Linked DNA regions of Mus musculus: region 2 is linked to region 1. The links are chromatin contacts, found by Hi-C or POLR2A ChIA-PET in ENCODE. All regions are on one chromosome and are shown on one strand. Each heading gives the region's core, a stretch centred on a gene start or an enhancer-like site at or near the end of the contact. The rest is flanking DNA. Distances are from core to core; before and after follow the strand shown.

Evidence for each region. Hi-C counts contacts between places; a loop is a spot of excess contacts on that map. ChIA-PET counts read pairs that join two places held with the same protein, here RNA polymerase II (POLR2A).
Region 2: a map of T-helper 17 cell shows a loop between it and region 1 (4-fold over the local background). The contact joins the promoter of Serinc5 here to the promoter of Msh3 in region 1. A Hi-C loop is called at or near these places in 2 of 37 maps with a recorded cell type or tissue (T-helper 1 cell and T-helper 17 cell). POLR2A ChIA-PET finds 5 or more read pairs at or near these places in 4 of 5 experiments (Patski and embryonic stem cell).

Annotation. Positions count from the first base shown.
Region 1 is chr13:92,351,732-92,357,751 of GRCm38, reverse strand. Msh3 (mutS homolog 3) reads left to right here and starts at 2,749. Exons shown (of 24, transcript NM_010829.2): 1 at 2,749-2,989; 2 at 4,410-4,527. The coding sequence starts at 2,852. Dhfr (dihydrofolate reductase) reads right to left here and starts at 2,969. Exons shown (of 6, transcript NM_010049.3): 1 at 2,408-2,969; 2 at 2,053-2,102. The coding sequence starts at 2,493. It also overlaps the pseudogene Gm19308.
Region 2 is chr13:92,608,574-92,614,593 of GRCm38, reverse strand. It overlaps Serinc5 (serine incorporator 5), which reads right to left and starts at 3,456. Exons shown (of 12, transcript NM_172588.2): 1 at 3,307-3,456. The coding sequence starts at 3,333.

The DNA of each region.
Region 1 (6,020 bases), core at 1,500-3,999:
CAGTTTGGCTCATGCAGTTCATATCTTTTACTTAGGTTTTAATCCATTGCAACCATGCATAATTTCAGTCCACAGGGCTCAGGTTGACTGGATTTTGTAATTCACTTGATATCCTTACATGCTTTATTAGTGTCTAAAGTGGAGAACAGGTTCTAATCCTGGAATTCTTGAGATTGAATGTGTTCACCATCTTAAACTACTTGTCTCTGATTCATCTATCCCAGAGAAATAATACCTATCTCTATGTATATTTAAGATCATCTCTACCTATCTATATTCAGAGGTCAGGGACCTTTGCAGAAGACAGGGGCAGAAAACATGTAAGAGTTGGTAGAAGGGGAAGAGAGCTGTGAAAGGCTGACTTTCGGCCACGACAGGGCTCACATATGTATGCATCAGTTCTCATCTGGCTCCTGCACAAGATCAAGCCAGGCAAAATTCAAGTATGGAGGAGGGTTCCTGAGGCCCCTCCAGTAGGTATTGGTGTTGATGGCTGCTGGGAGATGGAGAGCCCATCTTCTGGTCTGGACTGATTGTAGATTGCTCACATCCTAGTCAATGGCCACACACAGGGTTATTAATAACAAGTAGAACATGACTTAGGGAAGGAGAAGGGGACTCAGGGGGAGTGAGAAGGTAAATGGATACAACCAACATAAACTGGGTAAAAATATAAAGCTTTTATATTTTTGTGTAACCCATATGCACAGGCCAGGCAGTGTGACTGGGTGTCTTTATCTATCTTCTTGAGACAAGTTTTCTCACTGAACCTGGAGCCCACAAATTGGCTACAGAGCAAGCCCCAGAGATCTTTCTGTCTGTGCCTCCCTAATGCTGGTATTACAAATGTGCCACTGTGTCCAGCTTTTTATTCGGGTAGTAGGATTTGAACTCAGAGTAGACTGTGTTAAGATGGCATCTGCAGCTCTTCTTTGGCACTGCCTACAAGGTGGCTGCCATCTGTTTTGCTGCATCATGGCTGTTCGCCGGCCTCTGGTGAAGCCCAAGATCATCAAAAAGAGGACCAAGAAGTTCATCAGACACCAGTCAGACTGATACGTGAAAATTAAGGGAAACTGGAAACCCAGAGGCACTGACAGCGGGGTACAGAGAAGATTCAAGGGCCAGATCCTGATGACCAACATTGGTTACAGGAACAACAAGAAAGCCAAGCACATGCTGCCTAGCGGCTCTAGAACTTTCTGGTCCACAATGGCAAGGAGCTGGAGGTGCAGCTGATGTGTAACAAATCTTGCTGTGCTGAGATTGCTCACAGTGTGCCCTCTAAGAACTGAGGAGTCATCGTAGAAAGAGCAGCACAGCTGGCCATCAGACTCATTAATCCCAACGCCAGGCTACTCAGTAGAGAACATGAATAGGTGGCTTGTGTGCATGTTTTGTGCCACGCCCCCAAGATGGCATTTGTCAACCTGTCTACACAGTGACCTACTATGTTCTCTACTAATGTTCAACATCTACACTGCTGACTTCTTTTTCCCATCAGCTCTGCCCTCCTCTCCTACAATGATAAGCAATAAGCAAACATGTCTGTTAGGAAGAATTACAGCGAATGTCCTTACAATCACAAGTAATGGGAAACTGCCTTATAATTATTGCACACCACTCCCCATTCTTTTAAAGTCAGTCACCCAGACTGCCTCACTGAAGACCACAGCCTTCATCCCACCGTGTCTTCCTAAAGCCAACAGATTTAAATTATTTTTAGCCTCTTCTCCCCTGCATTTTTCTCCATTTACTCAAGTCTTCTGTCTTTCAGTAACAATTCTAAATACCGGCTCAGGTCTCTATTCAAAGTGCTAAATTTTGCTGCCGATTCTGCCCAGTTATATTCGAGCTATATGCACTTGCTAACAAAATTTCAAACATAGAGTATTCTAAGAGGATGTTTAATAAAATCTGGGAATCGCACAAAAATTTCTAGCAAGAAACAGAGATCCCAGATTCCCAGGGGAGACTTTCTACTCATACCTCTACCATGTAAATCTTGCTTCAAGCAAACATAATTCTCATGACTTAATTACTCTACATTACCTTCCACTGAAGAGGTTGTGGTCATTCTTTGGAAGTACTTGAACTCGTTCCTGAAAGTTAGAGAAACAGTTAACCCGTCATGTATGCTCAGGCTCCATTCAGCGACGAAAGGTGCAAGTCCGGTGTGGGTGTGGGGGGTGGTGTTGCTGCCCGCTCAAGGACAGGACTTTGCTCCCGGCCAGGGAGCCTGTGAGCAAAGGCTGGCACAGCAGGGGGATCACCGCGGGAACCGGTAGCTTGGTCTCTGGCTGAGGCCGGTAGGCCTACCGCTCACGCCCGTCCCGCGCGTCCAAGCCAAGTGCATGACCCTACTCAGTGAACCGCCTCAGTTTCCCGAGCCCAGCCCGGCCAATACCTGAGCGGAGGCCAGGGTAGGTCTCCGTTCTTGCCAATCCCCATATTTTGGGACACGGCGACGATGCAGTTCAATGGTCGAACCATGATGGCAGCGGGGATAAAATCCTACCAGCCTTCACGCTAGGATTGCCGTCAAGTTTGGCGCGAAATCGCAGCCCTGAGCTGTGTACCACTTGCGCAGCTTAGGCCCCGCCCCCACCAAGGCCCGCCGCGCATCCTATTTGTGCAGCTAAGGCTCCGCCCCTACCAAGGCCCGCCGCGCATCCTATTTGTGCAGCTAAGGCCCCGCCCCCACCAAGGCCCGCCGCGCATTCTATTTGTGTAGCTAAGGCTCCGCCCCCAAGGCCGGTCCCGCACAGGTTGAGGCGTGCGCGCGCGCAGGCGCGAGAAAGTGCGGCCGCGCGCTCGCGCTCCTAGCAGGCCGGCTCTTCTGCACACTGCAATGCCCCGCGGGAAATCCGCGTCGGGAGGCTCTACTGCCGCCGGCCCAGGCCCGGGGAGGCAAACGGTTCTAAGCCGGTTCTTCAGGTCTGCGGGAAGCCTAAGATCCAGCGCGTCCTCCACGGAGCCAGCAGAGAAGGTAAAGTACGGCTCCGCGGCGCCCCTAGCGTCCACCTAGGCGAAGGCCGTCCCGGGCGGGTTCTGTCTGGGACGGGGCGGAGCTAGAGGGCGGGGTGGGGCCGGACCGCTAGGGGCGGGGTCAGGGTGGGGCGGGTGCGTAGCCGTCGTGGCCGGAAGCGGAGGCCTTATGGAGAGCTTATTAATGGTGGGTAGGGCTAAGGGGCGGGGCCAGGGAAGGCTTAAGGTGGCGGCTTCTTCTGGTCCTTGTTTTAGTTGACTTTTTTACCCGACCAGCGGTAATAGATTTGAGGTCTTGGTGCTTCCAGTCGGTAGCCGGAACCCGAGCCAGAAACTTCTATCGTGGTGAATGGCGAGGACTGGCCGGCCGGCCCAGGATGCGTTTTTTAACCTCTGTTCTTCATTCTTTCCTTTACATTTTCCCTACTGTATTGATGGTTGAAGAGGAGCTTTATTTACATATGCTTGCTTGGCTGACTAGAAGAAAGCTGTCATTAAGGCTAGTTTCTCAGAATTCAAAACCATGTGCTCTGTCTTTCTGATCCCCGTGCCAGAATATCGTTTTACTGTACAGATTTCCAGTGTAAGCATTTAGATGGATGAAGTTTCTGTACATGCTTATAGTTGGCTACTTCCTGTTGCTTGCAGCCCATCAGATAGTTCAAAGCAAAGCAAAGAGAAACAAAACCAAAACCCCATCGTGATACTGCCACAAACACAGGCCCAAGGATGTTTCCCACACTAGCTGGCAATGTGTCACACTTGTTCAGGGTGAGTTAAGGCCTCGGTCATTTCCCAGACTGAAGATGTAGAAGGTGATTGTAACGGGCATCTCCTGTATTTTACTGCAGTTGCAAATCAGTTTAAGAATCTTAACCCATTTCATTTATATTTCTTTCCAATACTGACTAATGCTCTACTCTCTCTTTTTAAGGCTTTTTTTTTATTTCTGTACATTCACTAAGATTCATTTTGCACTCACCACTGAGAGGATATTAGGCAAAAGTTTTAAGTTTTTCATAGATTATCTGCCAACAGATAGTCTCAGGACATCTTTTAATAGTGAATGGAAGCTTTGAAACAGGAAATACATTGGTCGTTTATTACTCCTCTTCCTTCTATAATTTTGCATTTTGAAAATAGATTTTTTAAAATTGATCTTGTAGAAGTATTTTATTTAACATATGAGTAGGAAAGTAGAGAATTCCACATAATTTTAGTAGAATGTGAGGTAATGAGAGACTGTTCCTGCCAGTTTCTGTCTCTGATGGCAAAAACAGTCACCCCCAACAGCCTTTTCAGAGTAAAAAGTAGAGTGGCAGGCAGGAACTTACTATCATTCTGCAGCAAGGTTAAATAACTCCAGAGACTTCAAGCTTTAGAATAGTGTTAATACACCATTTCCAACCTTCCCGATACAGGTGACAGAAGGTGACAGCAGGAAGAGGTCACTGGGAAATGGTGGGCCCACTAAGAAAAAAGCAAGGAAAGTTCCAGAGAAGGAGGAAGAAAACATCTCAGTAGCAGCTCACCACCCTGGTGAGTGCCAGAGACTAAGTATTCTCAGCTGCTGGCTTCCCCAGAAGGCAGAGGGGATCATGGGAGTGCTGAGCTTTGTTTTCCTGTGTAGGGAAGGAGCCCTGCTGCTCCTCAGCTGCTGGTTGAGAGGCTAGGCCCACAGAGGAGCTCAGTTCTCTTAGTAGTTCTTCCAACTTTCTCTTTTGTTCACTATTGCTGTATTTTTTAAAAAGTGTGTATGTGTGTTTTGCGAGTGTGTGTGTGTGTGTGTGTTGTGAGTGTAGATGCCTGCATAGGCACGAGGCATGTAATCCTCTGAGAGCTGGAGTCACAGGTGGTTATCAGCCATCTGATGTGGTTGCTGGCAATTCAGGTTCTCTGATGGAAGGGTGGTATGTGCACTAACCACTGGACAATCTCTCCTGCCATGTTATGTTTTAAATCTTGGTTATAAAGATGAAACATTTGCTAATGATCTATTTATCACATTTATTTGTGTGTGTCATAGTACATAGGTAAAAGAGGTCAGAGGACAATTTGCATGAGTTATTTCTCTCCTTACGTTGTGTGAGTTCTGGCTTTGAACTCAGCTTCTAAGACTTGTTGGTAAGCACTCTTACCTAGGAAGCTCTCTTCCAGTCCCCAATGAGCCTTTGCTGCTGTTGTTGTTGGAGACAGGGTTTCTCTATATAGCCCTGGCTATTCTGTAGACCAGGCTGGCCTCGAACTCAGAAATCCACCTGCCTTTGCCTCTTAAGTGCTGGGAGTAAAGGTGTGCGCCACCTTTCCCTGCCCCAGCGAGCCTTCTTATTATCTATCTTAACTCTTTCATGTTTGACTTCAAGAGCTGTACTGGTGAACAGAGCCTCTTCATGACCTATACCTCTAACCCTGCTCATGACCATCTTGTCTCCTGCATCTACCATTTTGACTTTTTCATCCCTTTTATTTCTGCATCCAGTCAGCTTTGGCTCTTATCATTTTCCTGGGATAGTTTATAACCAGAAATTCTGCATATTACACCTTTCCAGAGAAGTCTCTAGTCCGTGCTGAGTGGGAGAAAGGCTCTCAGAGCTTGAAGGGTGAGAAGAATGTAGGCTCAGTTTACTTTGAATCAGTTCTTTTTATTTCAGAGCTTTCCAGACTCCATGGTGGCCCCATTCTGAGACTTAAGCATTTTGTGTTGCCAATTGAATTGGCTTTTTGCTTTTCTAAGGATTGGGTGTGACTCTTGTGTACTGAATTAGTGACTATACATCAGTTCCCTGTCTAGCTTCATATACCTGGCCTGTCTGTCATTATACGCAAAGAAACAAGAAGCAGAGTTCCACTAGAGTTCTGCTTTTTAAAATTAAAATTGCACTGCTTATTCTTTTATTGTGTGTTTATTGTGTGTGTGTGTGTGTGTGTGTGTGTGCGCGCGCGCGCGCATCTGTGCATGGGAGCCATATATGTGTAGAGGTCAGAGCATAGCTCGAAGGAGTTGGCTTTCTCCCCCCATCTTGTTGTTTCTG
Region 2 (6,020 bases), core at 2,207-4,706, 260 kb before region 1:
ATCACACTAAGACCCAAACTCCAGTGAGGATCTATTAGATCAGCACTGGGACCCTATATACAGCTCCTCATGCTGTGGTGACCCCCAACCATGAAATTCTTTTTATCGCTACTTCATAACTGTAATCTGGCTACTGTTATGAATTGTAAGGTAAACACATCTGTTTTCAGGTGGTCGGCAACAACTGTGAAAGGGTCGTTCAACCCGTCCCCACCCCCCACCAGGTCCCCACTGGGTCTCGACCCACAGGATGACAGCTACTGTTAGGTACGTGGCAGGAACAGGGCCTCGCACCTGTGCTTGTAAGGCTGCAGAATGGCTAACATCTCTTCAGGTTATGTTTTTGATTGTCTCGTTTAAGGCCCTCCACAAAATCATAAGTAACCATATGAAACTGCAAAAACCTAGATATTATAGGTGATCTATTTGCTCACTGTAATCTCAACTCCAACCTGGAGACCTTCTCCTTAGCCATCCTGGAACCTGTGATATATAAAGAAGCTTTCTCAGCCAGGAGGTGGTGGCACACACCTTTAATCCCAGCACTTGGGAGGCAGAGGCAGGCTGATTTCTGAGTTCGAGGCCAGCCTGGTCTACAAAGTGAGTTCCAGGACAGCCCGGGCCTACACAGAGAAACCCTGTCTGAAAAACCAAAAAAAAAAAAAAAGAAGAAGAAGAAGGAGGAGGAGGAGGAGGAGGAGGAGGAGGAGGAGGAAGAGGAGGAAGAGGAGGAGGAGGAAGAAGAGGAGGAAGAGGAGGAGGAGGAGGAGGAGGGGCTGGTGAGATAGCTCAGTGGGTAAGAGTACCAGACTGCTCTTCCGAAGGTCCGGAGTTCAAATCCCAGCAACCACATGGTGGCTCACAACCATCTGTAACAAGATATGACTCCCTCTTCTGGAGTGTCTGAAGACAGCTACAGAGTACTTACATATAATAAATAAATAAATCTTTTAAAAAAAAGAAGAAGAAGAAGAAGAAGAAGAAGAAGAAGAAGAAGAAGAAGAAGAAGAAGAAGAAGCAGCAGCAGCAGCAGCAGCAGCAGCTATCTCAAACTGAGCTCACTCAGGAATGCACCAACTACACAAGTGATGGCAAGTCTCTCTAAAGTGGTCTACGTAAAACTCCTGAACAAGATGCCCTGGTTCCCAGTGGGGACACAGGAGTTATGCCCAGTGCTCTCCTTGCTTGCTGCAATTACCATTATTTCAGCTCCAGTCAGGCCCAGTGACTCTTGCCCTCACCAAGGGTATGACTCATTGTGTGGGATTACAGACAATCTCCAGTCATATCTGGCCCGGCAAGTTCTCTCACCTACTCTAAGTCTGGCCTCTGTACTCTCTCCATTAAATCTCCATTCTAGAGGCATTTTCTCAGACAAGCGTCTCACCCAACCTTCCCAAGGCTGTTTTACTACCCAGCCTTGTTCCGAGACTCCTGGAACTGGATCTATTGTTGTTTACACGCTTATGGGATGTCCTTACACTTGTGTACACACACAGATCATTGCCAGCAGAGATGTTTGGCTTCCTACAATATATCCTCCTCCTAGCATTTAGCAGGTGCTTGGAAAACAATATATGGATACAACTGAGAGACTCAGCTTCTGATGACAGTGTGAGGTTTGAGGGGTTCATTTTGTACTAGTGGCTGAATCCAGCTAAGTGCATGCTAGACAAGCATTCTAACATTTAGCTAAAGCTCACGCCCTCACATAGCGATATAAAACCATGGTGTGAGCGCTGCTCACTGCACTGAAACCTACCACAGTGAGACCTTCAGCAGCCCTGAGAAACAGAAGTTATGATTCTGTGGGGAATGGCCAGGACTTGGTTCTTTCCAAAGCCCTAAGAGGGGGATTTTAGAAACAAGTCATACATCCTGGCAAAATATCACTCATACCAATATTTTTTAAAACTCACTTAAGTACTAACAATAAATTCTCAGAACCTGAAGTCAAGCACCTGTCAGGAAAGATCTTCACGGGGCTTCCAAGAGAGAAGGGCTGATGGCCCCAAATACATGCAATTACTTACTATACAATGAAAAGGGTTGCATCAAATTGAAGAGTATCACAAAACAACCAGAAAAATGGACTTGGAGGTGCTGCTCAAAGAGCACTTGCCTAGAACTTACAGCACCAGCAAAGAGAGAGAGAGAGAGAGAGAGAGAGAGAGAGAGAGAGAGAATGAATATTTGCAATTTTCTGAAAACAATCTTTTCTGCCCCTCTTGGTCTAAAAAGCCTGAATGGGTCATATTCCTTCGTCCTTCCTTTCCAGACATTGAGGGGACGGGCATCATTTTACTCAAACCAAAAAGCCCCACTTTCCTCATTTCTGAAAAATGCCAGCTTGACATACAGGGCCACCTCTAAGAGGACAGGACTACTATAGGCCACTAAACCTGATGGGTCCAGAGACACAGCTTAACCCCCTACAGCACGTACAGCTGGCTCCCATTGTCCTGACGTTCAAAGTAAACAAGACCAGTCCTGCACCTGAATGCCCACCCACCGCGATCAGATTCGAGGTTTTGTTTTTGTTTTTTATAACCCCTTAAAACCTAACAAAAAGACAACATGGGAGAAAGACATCCAGATGGCTTTACCTAGTTCGCTGTTGTTTTTCTAACCCTGCAGGAAAAAAAAGGGAAATTAGCATTAAAGGGCTAAAACCTAATAATTCTCTCCAGTTAGGAGCCTCCTATGGCTTGGATATCGTGAATTTAACTGGCAAGATTACAAAACAGGTTCCAGCAAGATGAGTTGCAAAGAAGGGAGCGAAGGCTCGTGCCCAGTCAGGGTTGGGTAGGGTCCGGTCGGTAAACCCATAAAGCAGGGCTGAGCCTTCCCTGTGCCTAGACTTGTGTCCGGGAGTTTGCAAATCGGATATCCAGACGTTCTCGTGAATACAGAGCCCCATGTTCTAGACCTGGAGATGCCAAACGCGGCCGCCCTGCTCGGACTGACCAGTTGTGCTCGGAGTACAGAAACAGAGATCTTGTCCAACCCCACGTTTTTCCTGGATTTATCCCACAGGCAGTGCAGTGGCAGGAGAGCTACGGAACTCAGAGCCACTACTCGAGGCTTCGACCGGAGGTGACACGTCCTGGGAACCGATGGGATCCTCAGCTCCAGACCCGCTCGCCCTGCCAGCCCGGAATCCCGGAGGCCGAACACCGAGGTCGCTGGGGTTGCCTCTCGGGCTTCCCCGCGTCCCTTCCCGCCCACAGGGTTTCCAGAACTCGAGCTTGGCTCGCGTCGGTGTCCGCGATTCTGATAACCCGCGCGGCAGCCCGCCTCGCTCACCTGGCCAGCACAGCACCGGGCAGACATCACCGCGGCCGACGACCTCGCCTCGGGGACGCTGCCCGCTGGGCCCGTCACTCGGGCCCTCTCGGCTTGGTCCGCGAGCGCGCGACTGAAGAAGCTCGTCTTGCTTCCTATCCCCGAGCCCAGCAGCCCAGCTGAGAGCCCCGTACCCTGGCCCGAAAACAACCGCCGCCAAGCCCCGCCCCACAGGCTCCGCCCTAAGACCGCCCCGAGTGTAGGTTCCGCCCCATATCCTAGGCCCCGCCCCTTGAGCGGCCCGGCGGATGGCTATGGCCCCGCCCCTTTCCGGGCAGCACAGTGGGCTTCTTCCTCTCTGGCACTTCCGCCGGAGTTAGACCAAGGGAATGCAGTCTTTACAAGCTCTCGGGTTTTACTGACCCGCCGGGTTTCGCGGCGCTCCTCCGCCCCGGATCCAGTAAACTAGATCCGCTTGCCTTTGGTAGTTAAAACCGTAGCCCTAGAGGAAGACTCCCTCCCGAATGCCCTGCGCTGGTCCCTCCACGAGGGCGCCACTGGTATGGGACTGCGATCGCCTTACTCCTCAGGCATCTACCAGATCCACGTTCGGGAAACCCCTCTGTTCCCGCACCCCCTCAGATGCCAGGTCTCCCCAGGCGCCTAGCTGTTCCACCTGCTGTTCCCGCGGAACTCTGACCGAGAGTCGATCTGGGAACCTAGGTTGGGGTCCTAGTTGCCTCTCAGCTGACCCACGTTGAAAGGAGGATTCCAACATTTGCTTGTTGGATGCCAAGGGAGTGCCAAGTTTTGCTCTCTACCTGAATCTCTTCTCACGGTTACTTCAAATGTAAAACCATTTCTGTTAGTATGATTTTTACACCAATGCCTTTTTGGTTGGAAGAGTATTTCAGATAAACATTGCTGTACCCGTGTGAGGAAAGTGACAGCGGATAAGTAACTTGAATAGCTTGCCTAAAGCCTTGGGAAGTGAAAACGCCTAGCTGACAATCCTAGCCTAGCGTCTGATCCTCAGGCACAAAACCCAGGACTTGACCTTCCCTGGACAGAGCCTTTGCCTATAGTGTCTTGGGAACTTTAGGAGATAGAAACTAAAAAAAACTGTTTTTGATAATCCGTGCTTTAGTTATTACCAACGCTGAATCTTCTGGCGTCTTAGATCCAGGAGTTTAGAGTAACACACACAACCGAGCCCTACTTGGCGGTTAAGAAAAGTTATGAAGACAGTGGCTGTAACTAAAAATAAGAAGGTGTGGGAGGAGCAACCTGCTGGGTGGCAGCCTGTAACTCAGAGCCAGGACCTCCGCAGGGCTTCACAGCGAGCTCCATTGTTTGCTGCAGGGCGGTCACTAGACTTAGAACTTCAGCCCCTGGGGAAACCGGTCTGACACCAAGAGTTTGTCTTTGTGGGAACCGACCAAGAGGTGGGGGAGGGGGGTAAACTGTCCAAACCTTTGAGCTGGAACTTACCCACTCTTTTAGGAGACCCCTCACCCAGTGTCCCAGTGTCACTGGATTAGGATCAGAGACCTCGTAGTGGACTCCTGTTTTGCTTTTGTTTGTTTGCCAGCCCTATGCAAGCACTAGCTTGAGGGTTTCTGAGTACTGATGTCACTATCCTAGAGAGAGCATGCCTCTTAAAGACCTGGAGAGATAGGGCGTGGAACTCCTTTGTACAGAACTTCCCAGCATGCATGAGTTCCTTCCCCAACATGCCAAAAATAATAAATAGTTTGTGGACATGTCAAATGTACACTAAGATACCCCCCCCCAAAAAAAAAAAGTTAGCAAAAGCCTTAACTTCCAGAGTCAGGAAGTTGCAAATTCTTAGCTTCCCTAAGAACAGGCTGGATAACATGGCCTCTTTGAAGCTCTGGCTTAACCATCACTTGTATTCATGCGGGTGTTTAAATGAAATGAAAAAAAAAAGTGATTTGTGATTTTTGTCTTCTGGCCTCAGCCCCTTCAAGAGTTGTGCGGACTGTGGTGCAAACATGTGGCATGTCACGTACAGCCAGCTTTACTGTTTGTGCTTGAGGTAGGATGCTTGCCTGGTGTGCACTCAAGTTTTCTGAAGATGCTATGTGGTGCCTCTTTCTTAGCACAGTAGTGTTGAAGTCTGGCAGACTAGATGGACCTTCATGATTTTGCAAAGATGGAATATTGTAGATTGAAAAATCAAAGTTATCTTTGGCTTGTTGGACCCCAAATATGGGGACCCCCACTCTAGTCCAGGGACAGGAAGCACCCACGAACACAAGAATCCTCTCTTGTTGTAACACGCACGAGGTTTTATTGGCAGAGCTCTGGGCCGACACGTACCTCACACAGGAGGCAGGGGAGTCGATCCTGGGGCTCGGAAGCTAGGGGTTTTTAAAGAAGCAAAGGGTTAGGAGTATGAGGAATTTTGACAAAGGTACGGGATTGGTTCATTCAAACAATAACAGAAAGATTACAGGTCAGCAAGAAGGGGCATCAGGGCTTTGTTCCTGTGGGCTGGGAGCTTATCTTTGTTCACATAACAACCAGTTGATGTATGGCTTTACCTGGCACCAAGGGGTAATAGACAGAGGGGAGGTTATGGCCAGGTGGTGTTGACTCAGACAAGATAGCCCTGCTTGTCCTCGGATTGAGGGGAGGTTCCGGCCAGATGGTGTCAACCCAGATAATGTAGCCCTATTTGTCCTTGAATACCTTTTCATCTTTACAGCCAA